Linked DNA regions of Homo sapiens: region 1 is linked to region 2. A link is an interaction called in ENCODE POLR2A ChIA-PET data of the cell type or tissue named here. Cell type or tissue: Panc1. All regions are shown on one strand.

Region 1 (2,500 bases), 300 kb before region 2:
GAGCAGCTCAGGCTCATGTTCGGCCGAGTTTCAGGGTATTCAGGACCTGGCTGCAGGGAAAATGGAATCAAACAGGTAGATGCTCTGGACCCAAGCCCTCAGGTGATGACTCACCTCCCTCCTGGGGGTCCTAGTGGCTCACGGTCCCCCTGGTACTTCCAGGCCCTGCAGACTGTGGCTGGAGCCCTAGGAGCCAAAGCACTGTCCAGAAAGGCTGGAACTTGGCCTCCCAGTGAGCCGGCTTCTGCCTCTTGAAGTCATATTCTTCCCGGAGCTCCTGGAGCACCCGCTTGGTGGACCCGGTGGCCATCCACACTTCCTGAGCCATTTCCTCGTGGAAGAGGATCTCCCGCTGGAACTTCTCCAATTTCTAGACCAGGTCTTGTGCAATCTTCTTGAGCCAGTCGCGGGTCTGACTCACGGCTTCCAGTTGTCCTGCATCTTGCCAAGCCTCCGGTCCAGGTCCAGACAGTAGGCGTCCTCCTCCATGCACTCCTGCTGAGGCCCCATCACGGCTCTCTGCCCAGTGCAGGAAGAGTGGGGGCCTCAGCTGCAGCTGCAGGACCTCCGTCTCCAGCCGTGCCCTTGCCCCCTGCAGAGAGGCCTGCTCCCTGAGCACAGATTGGATTTGGGCTCTCACTTTTTAACTCCTTTGGATTTCTTTGGAGTAAAGAAATTGTTTCTTCTGGGGCAATCCAGGACTGGCCTCAGGCATAGGTGATGTGAGGCCACCACCAGCCTGGGTGCCAGCCCCATCCTGCCTCTGACCTTTCTGTGGCCCTCACCCTGGACCAAATTCTGCTGGGCCAGCTCTTCCCTCCTTCTGATTGCACATAGTCTCTTGGCCACAAACGCCACCATGGCACTGCAGGCTCGGATCCCCCATGGCATCCATATGTTTGCAAGCACCTGTCCCAGGATGCTGTAAACAGCTTGTACGGCTGCCCACAGCTGGACCAGCAGCTGCTGAGAGAGCATTTCGTGGCAGGCAGCAAGCCCTCCATGGCTCCCAAGGGCTCTACAGCTCTGCCTCCCCTTGCCAGTCACCTGTGGGCCACAACTCAGCACTCGGAACCCTGTGGTGTATTCCAACCCTGTCACAAACAAGGGCCCACCAACCAGCGTAGCCCATTTGCTAGGCTTGGGGGAGAGGGTGCAGCCTGTGTTCTAGAAAACCATGTCCTTGATTTTGCTGTGCAAATAGAGGCTAACGTTACTTATGCAGTGCCTTGGGGGAGCTCATGTCAGCCCCTAGCTCAGGCCACTCCAGGCCCCACCTGGCCCTACTGCACAGCTAGCCGGTCAAAGCAGGACCATGCCACAGCCCTGTGTCCTCTCAGGGCAGTGGGGAGGCCCGTCCCTGCTGAGGCTCATTACCCTGATTTAGTTTCCTTCTGCTGTAGGGAAGCCTGGTCCTGCCTGCAAAGAATCTGCCTCCCTTGCTGGATTGAGCTCCTTGAAGAAGGGACTCTGTTTTCTCCATCACCACATCCCTACAGCTCACCAATGCCCAGCATATGCCAGGGGCTCAGTCGTTGACTGTCTGGTTTTCTTGTTGAATCTCCTCTGACTTAGGACATGTCATTTGCCCCTCCTGACCTCCATATTCAGATCTGTACATAAGAGTAAGTAGGTAAAGACTCCTCTAGCTTTAAAACCCCGCCAATATAAAGTGAAGTCTGAAACCAGAACCAGAGCTAAGGAATGCGGAATGGAGCATTTTCCCAGGCGTGATGGATGAGAGCTACTGACATGGCTGTTAGGGTGGGACCCCGTCACCTGAATGCATTTGCAGGATTCGACCCTAGTTTTCTTTCTTTTTTTTTTTTTTTGTTTTTGTTTTTGTTTTGGTAACAAGAACATTCATAACAGCTTTATTCATGACAGTCAAAAAACAACAACAACAGTATCAGCAATAGGAAAATAAATTCTAGTATATTCAAAAATAGAACACTACTCAACAATAAAGGGACAGAGGATATGGGAATCAAAAGTAGAGGGATAACTACTGATATAACAAAGACATGGGCCAGGCGTGGTGGCTCACGCCTGTAATCCCAGCACTTTGGGAAGCCAAGGCGGGTGGATCACCTGAGGTTAGGTGTTCGAGATCAGCCTGACCAACATGGTAAACCCTGTCTCTACAAAAAATACAAAATTAGCCAGGCGTGGTGGCACACATCTGTAGTCCCAGCTACTCGGGAGGCTGAGGCAGGAGAATCACTTGAACCCAGGAGGAGAAGGTTGCAGTGCGTCATGATTGCGCCACTGTACTCCAGCCTGGGCAACAGAGCAAGACTCCATCTCAAAAACAAAACAAAACAATGACATGAATGGGTTCTCAGAAATAGTAACTTCAATGAAAGAAGCCAGACACAAACGAGCCCACACTGTATTATTTCATTTATGTGAAGTCGAAGAACAAGGAAAACTAATCTATGGTGAGAGGAATCTGAACAGTGTAGTCCATGGAGGTGGAGACTGCACGGAATAGGGCAAG
Region 2 (2,500 bases):
GCATTGTATGTCCAGCCCTGGCACAGGATCTAGCCCAATACATATTTGATGAATGAACAGATAATATGAATGAATGCACAAATGCCATATTACAGCAAATATTTCACCTCTTGGGGATCTTAGCTAAAGCAAAAGTAGAGGAAATTTGTCCAGCCAGCATTTCCTCTCTCTAATATCATAACCACTATTTGAGCTCATTGGAAGAGAAGCTTAAAAGGCAGACATAAATGTTTATTCCTCTATCGCTGCAAATCTTAGCACAGCCTTGATAACCAAATACCAATCAACTCTACAAAATAACAGACTTTGGCCGGGCACAGTGGCTCACACCTGTAATCCCACAATTTTGGAGGCCGAGGTGGATGGATCACTTGAGGTCAGGAGTTTGAGACCAGCCTGATCAACATGGTGAAACCCTGTCTCTACTAAAAACACAAAAATTAGCCAGCGTGGTGGTGGGTGCCTGTAACCTCAGCTACTCAGGAGGCTGAGGCAGGAGAATTGCTTGAACCCAGGAGGCCAAGGTTGCAGTGAGCCAAGATTGCACCACTGCACCCTAGCCTGGGCGACAGAGCAAGACTCCATCTCAAAAAAAAAAAAAAAAAAAGAAAAAAAGAAAGAAAAAAAAGCACACCCATCCCTCTGGATGGAATGGGACATCCATTTCCCTACAGAAGGCATGTTTTATCCCTTTAATGTTGGTAGGAAAATGGTTGGGTAAAGTCCTTTCCATCTCTCCCCATTTTGGGGGCAGTCATGTCCTCATTACTGTTTCCTCTCTCTCATCTCCAAATATATATCCACAAATGTTTGCTACTTATATTACAAAACCTTTAGAAAATTCTCTCTTCCCACCTTCCAGAGTTCTCAACTTTCCCGTTCTCTTCAACCCTCCTCACTTTTCAAGTAAAATTTCAAAGGTGGCATCCAAAGCCAAACCGCACTTTTCACTTGACAAAACCCAATAATTACTCTGTTTTCTTAAGTCAGATGCTCCTGCTAATCTGATACAAACCATCCAAAATTAGCGCCTTCCTTCCCCTTCAATGCCAATGGTATTAAATGACTCAACTCTGCCTCACACCAGCCCCTTCAGCTTCCAGGGTTTGAGCTGACCTCCTTGTCAGGACACACTCTCTTGTTCTGTAGCATCTTTTCCATTCACCATGATAAACCATCTTCTTCACTTCAGCACCCCTCTCTATAGCTTAAATAAAGTCAGGCTTGGCTCTTTCGACACAGGGTTATAGCAGCAGCAGATGCTCTGCTATCTGGCATAGTTGGGAGAAGGAAAAATGTTGCTTAATCTATATTCCAGTTAAAGGACAGGGGTCACATTTATCAAACTTGGGTGGTCAACCTTCAAATACAGTGATTCACATGGTAAAGTGTACTTAGTACTGAAGTGACACTGAATTTTGATGAGTCTTTGATGATTCAGAAGGTACTGCAGGAATATTGCAACACTTATGAGTCATCATTATGAGTATCAGCGATCACTGGATTGTAGGTTTTGAAAGGCCGCTGATGGATGGACCAGATTTGCTTCTGTGCAGTTGTCTGTTCCCTTGCATTGGACAGTGGCAGCACATCTCTGAACTTGCCTGGAAAATCTCTGGAGGGCACTAGCTGGCATCTTGGCGTCTGTTCAACAAATATTTAAGTTCCTACTATGTGCCTGGCAGAATTGCTAGATTTTTGGTTCTGACATTATCTACTGCATATGATGATCTTTCCTCCTTGAGTGCCTTAGCAAATAGAATGGGTACCATGCCTCCCTGTCTCTTTTAGGAAAAGGTTTGTTTTTTTCTATTTTTCCCAGTTGATGGTTAATTTTAACAAATGGAGAAATTTCACAGGGTCTTTCTCTTGATTTTTATCTGATCTGTTGGGTAATAATGCACAATTGGAGTGTAAAGCATAACTAGGTTTCTGAATTATTTTCAGCTGATTGACAATGTTTCTAACTGCAAAAGAGAACAAACTCATTTCTATGCCAAACAGGACTAAAAAACATTCATGGATGTGTCCACTTCCTTGTAACTCACCAATTTATTTTGGTTGGGGGGGGGGCGGTAATACGTCCACTGATTGATATTTGATCCCTAACTTTATTCAAGACTTATTTATTTATTTATTTGAGACAGAGTTTCGCTCATTGCCCAGGTTCGAGTGCAATGGCACGATTTCGGCTCACCACAACCTCCACCTCCCGGGTTCAAGCGATTCTCCTGCCTCAGCCTGAGTAGCTGGGATTACAGGCATGCACTGCCACGCCCTGCTAATTTTGTATTTTTAGTAGAGACGGGGTTTCTCCATGTTGGTCAGGCTGGTCTCAAACTCCCGACCTCAGGTGATCCGCCCACCTTGGCCTCCCAAAGTGCTGGGATTACAGGCATGAGCCACGGCACCCAGCCTCAAGATTTAATTTGAAGGCCCAGTGGAGAGAAATGGGCTCCTGCAGACCAGGAAGCAGTCCTGGCTCTGCTGGGGACCAAGC

Evidence for each region. ChIA-PET counts read pairs that join two places held together with the same protein. Peaks named below come from ENCODE experiments on the same cell type or tissue, not always from the same donor. Only the 100,000 strongest peaks of a DNase experiment are listed, where the experiment ranks them.
Region 1: POLR2A ChIA-PET joins it to region 2 with 5 read pairs; 2 of 35 experiments call an interaction of 5 or more read pairs at or near these places.

What each region holds. Positions count from the first base shown.
Region 1 is chr1:237,203,836-237,206,335 of GRCh38, reverse strand. The region is part of intron 1 of RYR2 (ryanodine receptor 2); the gene reads right to left. Among named protein-coding and RNA genes, the nearest start is that of RYR2, 160 kb to the right of the region's middle. In Panc1, no CTCF peak of the experiment used is centred here; no DNase peak of the experiment used is centred here.
Region 2 is chr1:236,904,263-236,906,762 of GRCh38, reverse strand. No RefSeq gene overlaps it. Among named protein-coding and RNA genes, the nearest start is that of MT1HL1, 99 kb to the left of the region's middle. In Panc1, no CTCF peak of the experiment used is centred here; a DNase peak (open chromatin) is centred at 1,422.